2 separate regions of the Homo sapiens genome follow, and region 1 is linked to region 2. Evidence: chromatin contacts called from ENCODE Hi-C data. All regions are on one chromosome and are shown on one strand. The core of a region is the stretch at or near the end of the contact, and the rest is flanking DNA. Distances in the headings are between cores, read along the strand shown.

Region 1 (6,338 bases), core at 1,752-4,251, 370 kb after region 2:
CTCAGCCTCCTGGGTTCAAGCAATTCTCCTGCCTCAGCCTCCCGAGTAGCTGGGATTACAGATGCCAGCCACCATGCCCGGCTAATATTTTGTATTTTTGTTAGAGACGGGGTTTCACCATGCTGGCCAGGCTGGTCTCAAACTCCTGACCTCAGGTGATCCGCCCACCTCAGCCTCCTAAACTGCTGGGATTACAAGCATGAGCCACTGCACCCGGCCAAAAATTTTTTCAGAGTCAAGGTCTTACCCTGTCATGCAAGGTGGAGTGTAGTGGCACCATCATAGCTCACTGCAACCTCCTGGGCTCAAGTGATCCTCCCACCTTGGCCTCCAGAGTAGCTGGGACTATAGACATGTGCCACCATACATGGCTTAGCTTTTTCATTTTTCATTAGAAATTCATAGTTTTTTTTTTTACATTTAGTTTGGGAATTTCAAAATTTAAATTATTGCATATAGTTATATTGTTATCACTTATCATAATAGGATAAAAATAAAGATATAAGCTAGTGCTTATATTCTATTTTCAGTTTCCTCATTTACAGAATATTACTGAATCTTGACATTTTCAGTCACCTGTAATCCTACTTCTTATTTAACTCAAAGATTTTTAAAAATCGATAAGAAAATAGTGGTTTATCCCATTTTTAAAGATAAGGTTAATTAGATTATTTCAATTCTGAATATTATTTTATGCCCACACGATGGCTGTGGGAGAGTATCATGCTGGGAATGGATGGTAATTGTCCATTTTAGTGCTATATAAAGCATCCGAATGAAGTTTAATACTGAAGTTATTAAAAGAGAGTCTTGATTCTATTCTGGGATTGAGTGTGGCCCTGAGGGCCAAAGAAATGGACATATGCATCTTGAATTATTGATTCCTTCCTACAGGGCGGGACTAGGGAGAGGAGTGGGTACCTCTGATTATTCTTTTTGCCTCAGGCTCCAATATGGTTTGGGAAGGCACTGATACTGATCTTACCTGCATTTAAAATTTTAATATTTTGTTCATCATGATTTTTTGTGTGTTAATTCAGATTTCTAAAATTATTCATTAGAATATTATTTCCCTGGATGACTTTGTTTTTTATGACACACCCCCCACAACCTTAAATTTGGTGCACAAGACAATTTTGTGCCTAGCCCTAGCCTGTTTTTCTGTATTTGCTGTTTCCCTAACTCTCGAGGGTAAGTATCATGGCCATCTCTGATTAGTTGAAATGCTTAGAACCTGAAACAGTACTCCACACAGAATAGATGTTTGTTAAGAGGTTAATGGTACCACTGATAGAGATTCGACACTTATGCAGGCCAGGTCCCTTCCAATGCAACGAGTCCAGCGATGTGGGCCAAGGAGTCATAACAATTTACTTCATGACCTTTCTCCCAAAAGGTAGGGACAGGCGGGCAGCACTCCCTGAGAATACTAGGCTCATTTACGAAGTCAAAGCATCTGCAGGACCATCTTGAATGTAGCCCCTATACTGTGAGAGTGGCCTGAGTCTACATGATGTACAATATAGAGGCTATGGAGCTAGATCACCTGGGTTTGCAGTTCAGCTGGCCCACTTAGCACTTGCAGGACTCTGGGTAAGTTGCACAACTGTTGTGCTAAGTTTCTTTCCCTATATCATGGGGATATTAAGAGTACCTGTCTCAGATTACATGCCTGTAATCCCAGCACTTTGGGAGGCTGAGGCGGGTGGATCATGAGGTCAGGAGTTTGAGACCAATCTGGCCAACATAGTGAAACCCTGTCTCTAATAAAAATACAAAAAATTAGCTGGGTATGGTGGTGTTTTTGCCTGTAATCCCAGCTACTCGAGAGGCTGAGGCAGGAGAATCGTGTGAACCTGGAGGTGGAGGTTGCAGTGAGGTGAGATTGCGCCATTACACTCCAGCCTGGGCGACCGTGTGGGCTTGAGACTCTGTCTCAAAAAAAAAAACAAAACAAAAAAAACAAAAAAGGAGTACCTGCCTCATGAGCTTTCTGTGAGGATGAAATGAATTAATGCATGTGTCTTTGAATAGGTTCCTTGGAAAACTGCCTAAGGCAAAAGCTTCTGTGTTAATTTTTTATTAGGGAGTGCAATCCCAGGAGGCAAGAGAGGGGAAAAGGAATGTAAGACAGGAGAGGAGGGAGAGCAAATACAGAGGGTGCATTGCGCTGCTGGCCCGTCTTCCTGATCACTTGGTCTCACAGAACTGCTCCAAGGCTGTATGAAAACATCTAGAAACAGGCCCTCAGAAAGGAGGAAGAGCAAGCTATTCATCTGTCGGCTCCTTCCTGTCTCCTTTCTTTCATAGGTCAAAGTAGACCTATGGAGTTGGAACTCCACCACCTGTAAGAGCTGCATTAGCTGGCCCTCTGGGCAGCTGCTAGGAAAACCAGAATCTCCACAAGGCCAGTCAAGCCAGTGTGCAGGTCCAGTGGTCTCTGTCAGTCACAGCCCTACATGGTGGCTCCTTCCTCTTTAGCTACAGCGGCTACGGCAGCTGTGGCTTCACAGCCACAGGAACAATCTGAGCTGTATTGTTGGAGCCTGGATTCTTCTAGATATTCTCAAACCTAGAAACTAGTTGCTGCTCCCTCAGCAAAGTTTTTTTGTATGTGTTTGAGGGACATATTTGTTTTTGGCTCTGCCTGGTCTCTCTGTCTCCTACACTGTCCTTGAGATCTTCAAATATCTTTTTTTTTTTTTTTTTTGGTCATTTGGAGCTCAACTCAAATGTCACCTTCTCAGAAAGGCCTTCCAATGATGGGTGTAACTTTCCTTGTTCTCAGACATAAAGAGATGCATGTATATCCTTCTTCCCTTAAACTCTTAACCCTGTTTTTAAAATGCATCTACTTTTGTCCCACAGATGAGGACATTTTATATTACAAGAGGAAAAGGCGAGAATCGGGGCCTGCGGCTCACTCTCACACTCTGCAGCCTGGCAGTTCACAGCCAAACCACAAATGGAACTAATGTCTCACTATTGGCTTCCCATCACATCTGACCTATTATGAATCAACCCCCTTTCCCTATCAATGTCAAAACTGGCTTGTTCAGGATGTGAAAAGATGTCATTTCTCTTCCTGTTTCTTTTTCATTCTCTTTAAAACAATTAAGGTTGACTTTGAAGTCTTGGCTTATAGTAAATTTAGTGCTGGCAGTGAAATTTGGAAAGAAAAATCAGCCACTTACAAATATAAAAGATGCTTTTTACTTTATTTCTTTCCACTTCATCTCTCTATGCCTCCCTCCTCATAGAACATGTGTATAGTAACCCCCACCCTGCCACCCTGGGCTACTACAAGCTCAGTTCTTTGTTCCAGGTAATTGTTCCTGGAATGGTTTCTAACCCTCTTTGGTCAACACATGCTAAGTTACTCACAAGGCTCGAGAATTCATATTTTGTGATAAAGATAATGTGTGATTATAAAATAAAAGATCTAATATTTCCATTATAATCACCCTCTAATTTAATTTAGGGTTCTTTCAGGACTTTTTTTTTCTTTTTCTCTGCTTTCTTATTTGATCCACTTCCAAGCAACTTCTGTATAAAGGATAATGGTCAGAACTGACACCTTAACTTAATAAATCCAGAAATAAACACTCTCATAATGGATTGAATTCCTTGGCTTCCATGCAGCACAATCGTCTGTCTGTTAAGCACTCAGTTCTTTTTTAAATTTTTAAAAAATTTTTTATTATTTCAATAATTTTGGGGGACAGGTGGTGTTTGGTTACATGGATAAGTTCTTTAGTGGTGATTTCTGAGATTTTGGTGCACCCATCACCTGAGCAGTGGACACTGTACCCAATGTGTAGTCTTTTATCCCCTACCCCTCTCCCATCCTTCCCCCCAAGTCCCTAGAATCCATTCTATCATTCTTATGCCTTAAGTCCTCATAGCTTAGCTCCCACATATGAGTGAGAACATATGATGTTTGGTTTGCCATTTCTGAGTTACTTCACTTAGAATAATGGTCTTCAACTCCATCCAGGTTGCTGCAAATGCCATTATTATTATTATTATTATTATTATTATTATTATTATTATTTGAGAAGGAGTTCTGCTCTTGTTGCCCGGGCTGGTGTGCAAAGGCATGATCTCAGTTCACCGCAACCTCTGCCTCCTGGGTTCAAGTGATTCTCCTGCCTCAGCCTCCCAAGTAGCTGGAATTACAAGCATGCGCCACTACGCCCAGCTAATTTTGTATTTTTAGTAGAGTCGGTGTTTCTCCATGTTGGTCAGGCTGGTCTCAAACTCCTGACCTCAGGTGATTTGCCCACCTCAGCCTCCCAAAGTGCTGGGATTAGAGACGTGAACCACCGCACCTGGCCTAAATTTCTTTAAGTTGGTTTTCACCTTTCTCTGATGTATCATTGAGTAGCTTAATAATCGACCTTCTGAATTCTTTATCTGACAATTCAGAGATTTCTTCTTGGTTTGGATCCATTGTTGGAGAGCTAGTGTGATCTTTTGGTGGTGTTATAGAACCTTGTTTCATCATATTACCAGAATTACTTTTCTGGTTCCTTCTCATTTAGGTGGACTGTTTCAGCAGAAAGATCTGGAACTCAAGCGCTGCTGCTCAGATTCTTTTGTCCCACATGATGATCCCTTAATATGGTCCCCTCCCCCTTCTCCTAGGGATAGGGCTTCCTGAAAGCCAGACTGCAGTGATTGTTATTGCCCTCCTGGGCCTAGCCACCCAGTAGCACTACTGGCCTTCAGGCTGGTGCTGAAGAGTGTCTGCAAAGAGTCCTGTGATGTGATCTGTCTTCAGTCTCCCAGCTGTGGATACCAGCACCTGCTCTAGTAGAGGTCGCAGGGGAGTGAAGTGTACTCTGGGAGTCCTTGGTGTAGTTTTGTTTAGTGTGCTGGTTTTCTTGAATGCTAGTTATGCTAGCAGTGAAGTTGTCATGTGGATGGACTCAGGACCTCTGGTTAGCCAGAGTGTTGCAGGCAGTGGAATTAGCTGTTGTTTTCTCCTTCTTTGGGACAGGGTTGTTCTGTTTTGAGTTGCTATAATGGCTTAGGTTTGTTGGCCTCCAGTCAGGAAGTGGCACTTTCCATACAGCACCAGCCGCAGTAGTAAAAGGGGGATATAATCTTGCCCTACATTGGCCAGAATGGGTCCTCGGGTGTCCCAGGTGATGGGCAGGGCCATAGAGCTCCCAAGAGCTTATGTCTTTTGTCTTCAGAGTTTTTCAGCTGTCTTGTGGCATTTACAGCAGCAAGCGCTGAACACTCACTTCTATGATGTCTTGACTGTGGTCAACCAGCGTCTGGTTGGACCCGGCCATTGAAGGGAATGCACAACCATGTGAAACAAGTCTCCTCACTTCAGAGCAGCTCCAGTGGTGAGAAAGGTCTTTGAATATTGAGCTGAAATCTACATCCTGTGACCCTGGCCCACTGTACTGGTTCACCTTATGAAACAGTGCTTCCGAAAGCACCCCCTGTGGTTCTCCTGGAAATGAAGTCTTTCCACCCTCCATGTGAGGCCCTTTGCATGACAGTTGGTGGTTGTGGAGCCCAGATCCCTGCTTTCATAAGCTTAAGTTTGAAGATCTGTGCTCCAAAGCTAAAGGGAATAATGAGGCCAATGCTTCTTTTGCATCCTAGTCCTTCAGATAGATGGAGACAGGTTATTGTTATCTCTTTGTTCCTCCATGTCATCTGTTCTCCAAACCGTTTCCCCAATTTTTCCAACTGCCCCTCATAGGAAATAGCTCCAAGTCTTATTCTCTTCAAACTATGTTTTATTATTAGCATTTGTCCTAAAATTTCATACTCAGAACTAAACATAGTGCTCCAACTGTGCCCTGAAAGAGGTTGGGGGGAAGGGTAAAGAATGGAAGTACTAGCCTTCCTTCTTAGAACAGATACCCTATTTCTTATAAGAGAAACCATTGATGAAATTAAACAAATTTCTTGGGTTCAAGATCTTCACTTAGCTATAGAAAATTTGGTCTAGAGAGAAACAGTTTAAATATAACTATGGAACTGCAAAGGAGAATACTGATGGGTTAGCCTGAGCACTGTGTATGGTAAAACCTCACTCATTACTCTGGGTTGCCGATTTAGAACTTTTGGTAGTTGGGATGGGGTTAAGATAAAGATTGTCTTTGGCTTATCTGTGTCAAGTGGATTTAGTAAGCAAAAAATGGTGTAAAAAGTTGCCAGGATATACTTAATTTATTTCAGAGAACACATTTTTTAAGTTTGGAATATGATATCATCTGTATTCTCTGTATGTATTCTCATTTTATATATGAATAAAGTAATTCTTGTTATTTATGAAAGCAAGTCTATGAGAGTATCTACTTGCTGGCACT
Region 2 (6,397 bases), core at 3,548-6,047:
TGCCCCAGCAAACTAATACAAGCAAACTAATACAGAAAACTAATACAAGCAGTAAAGCCAACATCTGTTCTGATTGGTAAATGCACATCCTGTAAGGGATTTAAATATTTTGCATATCAGTCACATTTAGGCATTATATTATTCAAGAAATTCACTATTCATTATGTATTAAATGTGTCGAATACCCTAAATCTATTTTATTCCTAAACGGTTCAATTTATATACATACATATATATATACACACACACACACACATACACATATATGTGTATATATATTTATACATATATGTGTGTATATATACATATATGTGTGTATATATATACATATATGTGGATATATATTTATACATATATGTGTGTATATATGTTTATACATATATGTGTGTGTATATATATATATATACACACAATTTTTTTCATGGATACTCAGCCAATTTTTAGAATTATTACCATACTACCACTCTTAATTGTTTGCCTCTCCTAGGATAGCGGAGTGCCCTTGGTCTTGCACTCTCGACTAATGAGAGCTAAAGCAACATATCTGCTTTATTCAGTTTGAATGGGGCTCATTAATATGTTTAGTATATACTCAACTGCCTGCTGAACATCCCACTCCATACATCCCATTGCAACTAAACATCTTTTCCTCCATGCTTGCTCTTCCTGATTTTTTGTCGTTAACTGATTAGCCATTCTCCACCCAGTTACCTGAGCCAGAAACCTCGGCACCTTTCAAACTTCTTTTATAGTTTTAAAATAATTATAAACTTACAGAAAAATTGCAAGAATAGTATAAAGAACTTCTGCTTTCGCCCAAATTCCCTGTTAACATTTGCTTTATCATTTTCTTTATGTATATTATTTATGTTTATATTTATTTACAGTATTTATGTATACTTTTTTCCTGAACCATTTGAATAGGTTGCAGATATGAAGCCTCATCACCTTTAATACTTCAATATGTATTTTCTAAAACCAAAAATATCTATGTCACTATAGTCATCAAAATCAGGAAATTAATATTGTTAAAATACTACCATCTAATCCAGAGACCCCATTCAAATTGTTAGTTGTCCCAATAATATCCTTATAGCAAAAGGATTCAATTCAGAATCATGTATTCCACTTAATTGTCATGTATCTTAATTCTCCTTCAATCTAAAAACGTTCTTTAGTTGTTCCTTTGTCTTTCATGACCTTGATCTTTGAAGAGTACAGGTCTATTATTTTGTAGAATGTCCCTCAATTTGGGACATTTGGGTTGTCTGATTTTTTCCTCACGATTGATTCGGATTACACATTTTTGGCAGGAATGTCACAGAAGTGTATTCTAAGTGCCTCTAACCAGGACATACACGATGCTGATTTGTCTCATGACTGCTGATGGTAACTTCGCTCACCAGTGCCAGATTTCTACACTGTCAAGTTTTCTAATTTTTCTCTGTGTAATTAATAAGTATTTGCTGGAGAGATACTTTGAGACTATATAAATATTATATGTCTCTTAATACTCTCACCCTCTAGTTTTAGCATACACTGATGATTCTAGTCTGAATCAACTGTTACTATCATGACTGCCAAATAATGATGTTTCTACATATAACACTGTCTACATTCATTACATTTAGTTGGCATTTTTATGTAAGGCAGAGCTTTTCTTTATCCTGATTTTTCAAAAAAATCATTTATTCATTTTAGTATGGGCTCAAATATTCCTATTTTATTTAGCGGACTATAATCCATTAACATTATATTGGTGCTCAGATTGACCCAGATGTGGCCAGTGGTGGCTCCTTCAAGCTGGCTTCTGTGACCTTTTGATATGTTTCTTCATTCTGTATTAACTTCCTTAACTTCTGGTGCAACAAGAATTTTCCAGGCTCCTGTTCTAAAATCAACCATTTCTCCAAGGGACCCAGTTACTTTTAGTGAATAATACTGTTCAGAAACCAAGATCTAGGCACATGTGCTCATTGCTTCTAGTATACCATTACTCTGAAACCCTTTCAGCAGATAGAGCTAGGAAGAGCATAATAGATAGATACGCACACACATACAGACATACTTTCCTCTATATTTATTTTTACATATGTTTATGTATATATTGAAAACTATGAGTTGACACTGACATATTCAATTCCAATTCAACATCACCACAAAGGTCACTGTGGAATTCTTCCTCTCTCAATTTGTAACGTCCTTCTCTGTCAGTGAGAAACCTGGCTCCCATTAGACCCAACATATTTATTTCCTCACTCCCCTTTCATGCTTGCCACCTCTTTACTTGCCAAGGGGAAGGCAAAACAGCTGGTCATCGTTTTTTATTATTTCTTATCATTCACTCTTCCATCCAATCAATCACTAAGTCCTGACATTTTTACCTCCTAAAAATTTCTCAAATTGGTCCATTTCTCTCCATTCTGATTTTTCTTAGCCTTGACCATGCCACCTTTGTCTCTTACATGGCTTACAGCAACGGCATCTTAAATGGTATTCCCAGATCTAGATTTGCTTCCTTCCTGTCTGTTCTCCACCCTGCAGCCAGAGTTATCTTTATGATATTAAAATTTGAAAATTTCACTCCATAAAATTCTATAGTGGTATTCCACTGACCAATACTGTCTGGGTCTCTTCATAGCTTGTTTAACTCTCTTGTTTTGTCTCCTCCAAAAGCCCCTAGTCTCATTCTCTACCTTTTAGTTAGCCAACTTGAACTTTTTTTTTTTTTCTTCCAGTTCTTGTATTATACCAAACTTTCTTGTAGTGAACACTATACGCCACCTTCTTCTACCTGGAAACCCTTCCTAACCTGGACAACTCTACACATTATTTTGGTCTTTACTTAAATGTCACTTCTGCTATGAAATATTCCCTGACCTCCCCCACCCCACTGCACCTCTGCATGCTACTGTAAATGGAGAAGCAAGAGATGATAACAGGGTTACACATCCGCTAGTCTGGGGATTGTATTCTGAAACTAACACCCTACTAAGAATGAGCAGTCAGAGTTATAACTTCCCTTTGGAAAAGCAGGTACTTAAATGCAGTTGTGAGGACAGATGAAAAGTACATAAAACACCTACAATGCATACCTCCTAGAAGGAGCTCAATATATGTTATCCATTATTCATTCAACAAATGTTCATGAAATGCCAACTATTTCATAGACACTGTGGTAGATGCTGGGGATAGAGAAAATACAAAGTAAACTATGAAACTATAGAATGAGCATCCAAAGTCTAATATATAGAATGAGTATCCGAAGTCTAATAGGGAGTAGGAGTGTTTGAAGGAGTCAGTCAACCTGCTTAAGATTCAAAGGATGGACAACATTTGGCTGTGATGCAGGAGTGTAAAAGGAGGAATTTTCAGGAAGAGAGGACAATATGAGTAAGGACGGGGCGTGAAAGGCTATGGATTGTTTTTCATGGTACACATAATTCAATGTTGCATAAAACTGCATGGTACACATGATTCAATATTGCATAAAATTGGAACAAGAAGCTAACGAGAGATGAAACTAGTCAGGGAGATGGAGAATCTTGTATCCTAGGCAAAGTAATCATTTTCTCTTACAGATTGCCTTTCAAAAATTTTCAGCAGGAGAGTGCCATTATCCGATTTACATTTTTAGTCAGGTCATTCTGATAGCAGTGTGGAGAATTTAAGAGTCAAACTGGAGTCAGAGAACTGGTAAAGGGCCCATCTGAGGAAGTTAAAAAGAGAGAATGGATATGCTTTGGCATAAGATGCATTTAGGATACTCTACTGTTCTTACTAAAACACTGGGAGGATTGTGGTGGCTTACAGCAAGATAGAAATCTAGGAGAGTATGTTTAGAACGGAAAGTTGAACAGCTCAGTTCGGTACGCATTGGATTAGTAATCTTTCTCGTTGCTTCCTCACAGGATTTAGGGAAGCACAAGACATATAGTTTGTAAGGTGTGGCAATGTCAGTAAGAATGGAAAAGCTGGCCTCCATAAACTCTTACTGTACAAATGAAGCAACAGCTTACAGCGGGTGGCTGTAGGTACAGGAAATGGCCTGTATTCACGAGTGTATTCACGAGTCCACGAGTAGCGCATCTAGTATTTTTCCAGCCCTGGTGACTCAGAGCTGAAGATGGCGCCTGTGGCAGAAATCAGAAAAGTGGGAGGGAGCATTAGGTGTAGAAAAGGATGGCGTTTTAACTTTTGTTTTGTTTTTCACACACAGGGAGATAGCTCTAAAGGAACAGTGGATAATTTTTTCTTAAAATTTTGTCTGTAGTACAACTTCATTTTCCACGCCTTAAAACCATGTTTTCTTTTGTGGGCGCGATCGCGTGGGGAGTGACAAATCTGTTTCTTTGCCTCATTCATTCATTTTCTTATTCTGGGCGGCTTCCATGACAGCCTCCCCAGTTTTCCTTTGCCCAGTCAGTTTTTCCCTGCGCTAGCTACAATTCTAAGGCGAAAAGAGCATTTTCGGAGGTGAGGGCGGGGAAAACTCAAGACTCTGTAGGGGCACCCGCGCATTTCCGGGTCCCTTACCGCTCCGAGTGGAGGAGACTGTTCCCGCTCGCGTGGCCGGGGAGGCGGGAGCCCCCTAAGTTCCCTGAAGCTCGCGCCCGCCTGCGGCCTGAGGGCCCCCGGGCAGGCGCCGCACGGCCCCTCCTCCTGGAAGAAGGCGGTGGAGGCGCGGGGACGGGGCCGCGGTCTTCGCCTAGAGCGCGGGACGCATCGGTCGCCATGGGAACGGCGGCGTAGGCAGGCGCTGACGTCAGCAGGCGGCGCGCTGTCCGCACTGCGGCACAGAGCCGCGGCTTGCTTTCAGGACACGGGTCGCTGGCGGGTTAGGTGGCTGCGTGGCCGCCTCACTTCGCGCACGCGCCGCTAGGCTGGGGGAGTTGATTTGCACTGCTCCGGGTGTCGGCTCCGGCGGGACGGGCGGTTCTGCGTACCCCTCTCCGTGAGTACATCATGGGTGCGCTGGTGGCGGGAGCGCGGGCCGGGGTGCTCGGCCTGCCCGGCCCTCTCCTGGGCGGCGTGTCGGGGCTGCTGGAGTCCGAGAGCGCGGAGGCTGATAGCGTAGTGACCGACGAGCGTGGGCCGGGTGTCCCGGGGGAATGCGATTTCTGAGAGTCCTCACCGTACTTTTGCGCTTCTTTCACTGGTCTCCGTGTCCCCGGAGAGTTGAGCATGGTGCTCTGATAGAGAATTCAATCTTTGCCTTTCCTACTCCCGATTCTTATTTAAATGCTTTTAAATCAGATGTGTACTGAGTGTGTTTATTTCCTTTTAGAGTGTCAACCTGGGGCTGAATCTTCAACCTGTCAAAGCCTTCTTAATTATGTCTGAGAAAAGGTGATCAATTTGTTATATTTATAAGAGCCAAATTATATTAATAGGGTTGTTTCGAGATGCATAAAAATAGAACAAAAATGTAGACCATTTAAGAATCCTTATCAAAGGTTGTGCTGCGTTTAGCATTCCTGTAAAAACATCTATTGTGAAAATAAAGCTTTCCCCTTTCTTTTGAGAAAGAGATGCCAACGATTTTTTCACCTGTTGCATTAACAGTTGCTGTTACTGCTTGGGCGTTAGGAGGAAGATTGCTTCTTATGAGTACTCTGGGAAATTTTTTAAAGAATGCTTGAAAGAAATTCAAATACCAAAAGTGTTTTTAAACCATACCTAGAATCTTGTTTATGAGGAATAATATTTATGAAGTTAGAATCTTGTTTACTTATGAAGAATCTTGTTGATTTATTCATTGAATTTTGTATACAGGATTTTTGTTTGTCTTTTTTTCCCTTGCGATAACATTTGGTTAAGGAGCGAATTATCAAGCCTCTCAGTTTTTTCTCCCAATGATATTGAGCCACATATTGGCTGATAATCAGGTTGTCTGTAAAATAAAATGAGATGAAATGTAATCCATTTAATTTTCCTGTGTAATATCTCTTAGACGCTCCTGTGAAAGGGTTTGTGAGGGAGAAGTTGTAAAATAATGGAATATATAAGAATCAGAGGTGTCTTTTAAAGTCCTATCTGATTTTTTGCAGAGGTTACTAATCAAATATTAGCCGTTAATTCTATCATGTTTGCTGTAGTACATATTAAGATTTAGAGATGGCTGAGCGCAGTGGGTCACGCCTGTAATCCTAGCACTTTGGGAGGCTAAAGTGGGTGGATCACTTGAGGTCAGGAGTTCAGTATCAGCCTGGCCAATGTTGGTGAAACCCCATCTCTACTAAAAATACAAAAATTAGCTGGGTGTGATGGCCCACACCTGTAGTCCCAGCTACCAGGGAGGCTGAGGCAGGTGAATTGCTTGAACCCAGGAGGCGGAGGCAGCAGTGAGCTGAGATTGTGCCACTGCACTCCAACCTGGGCAACAGAGCGAGACTCT

What was found. A loop is a pair of places that touch in the nucleus more often than their neighbours do. Pooled maps may share reads with other maps.
Region 1: a map of natural killer cell shows a loop between it and region 2 (5-fold over the local background). The contact joins the enhancer-like site here to the promoter of AHI1 in region 2. A Hi-C loop is called at or near these places in 2 of 168 maps with a recorded cell type or tissue (naive thymus-derived CD4-positive, alpha-beta T cell and natural killer cell) and 6 of 50 pooled maps.

The regions. Positions count from the first base shown.
Region 1 is chr6:135,125,379-135,131,716 of GRCh38, reverse strand. No RefSeq gene overlaps it. Among named protein-coding and RNA genes, the nearest start is that of MYB, 53 kb to the left of the region's middle. Within about 2 kb of position 3,001, at least 3 of the 41 ENCODE cell types and tissues checked have a DNase peak (open chromatin) inside an H3K27ac peak, as active enhancers do; they include natural killer cell, where a contact is called at or near this core.
Region 2 is chr6:135,496,140-135,502,536 of GRCh38, reverse strand. AHI1 (Abelson helper integration site 1) reads left to right here and starts at 4,797. Exons shown (of 29, transcript NM_001134831.2): 1 at 4,797-4,954; 2 at 5,288-5,349. AHI1-DT (AHI1 divergent transcript) reads right to left here and starts at 4,736. Exons shown (of 6, transcript NR_152842.1): 1 at 4,537-4,736; 2 at 4,020-4,133. RefSeq lists silencers at 4,457-4,676, 5,027-5,086.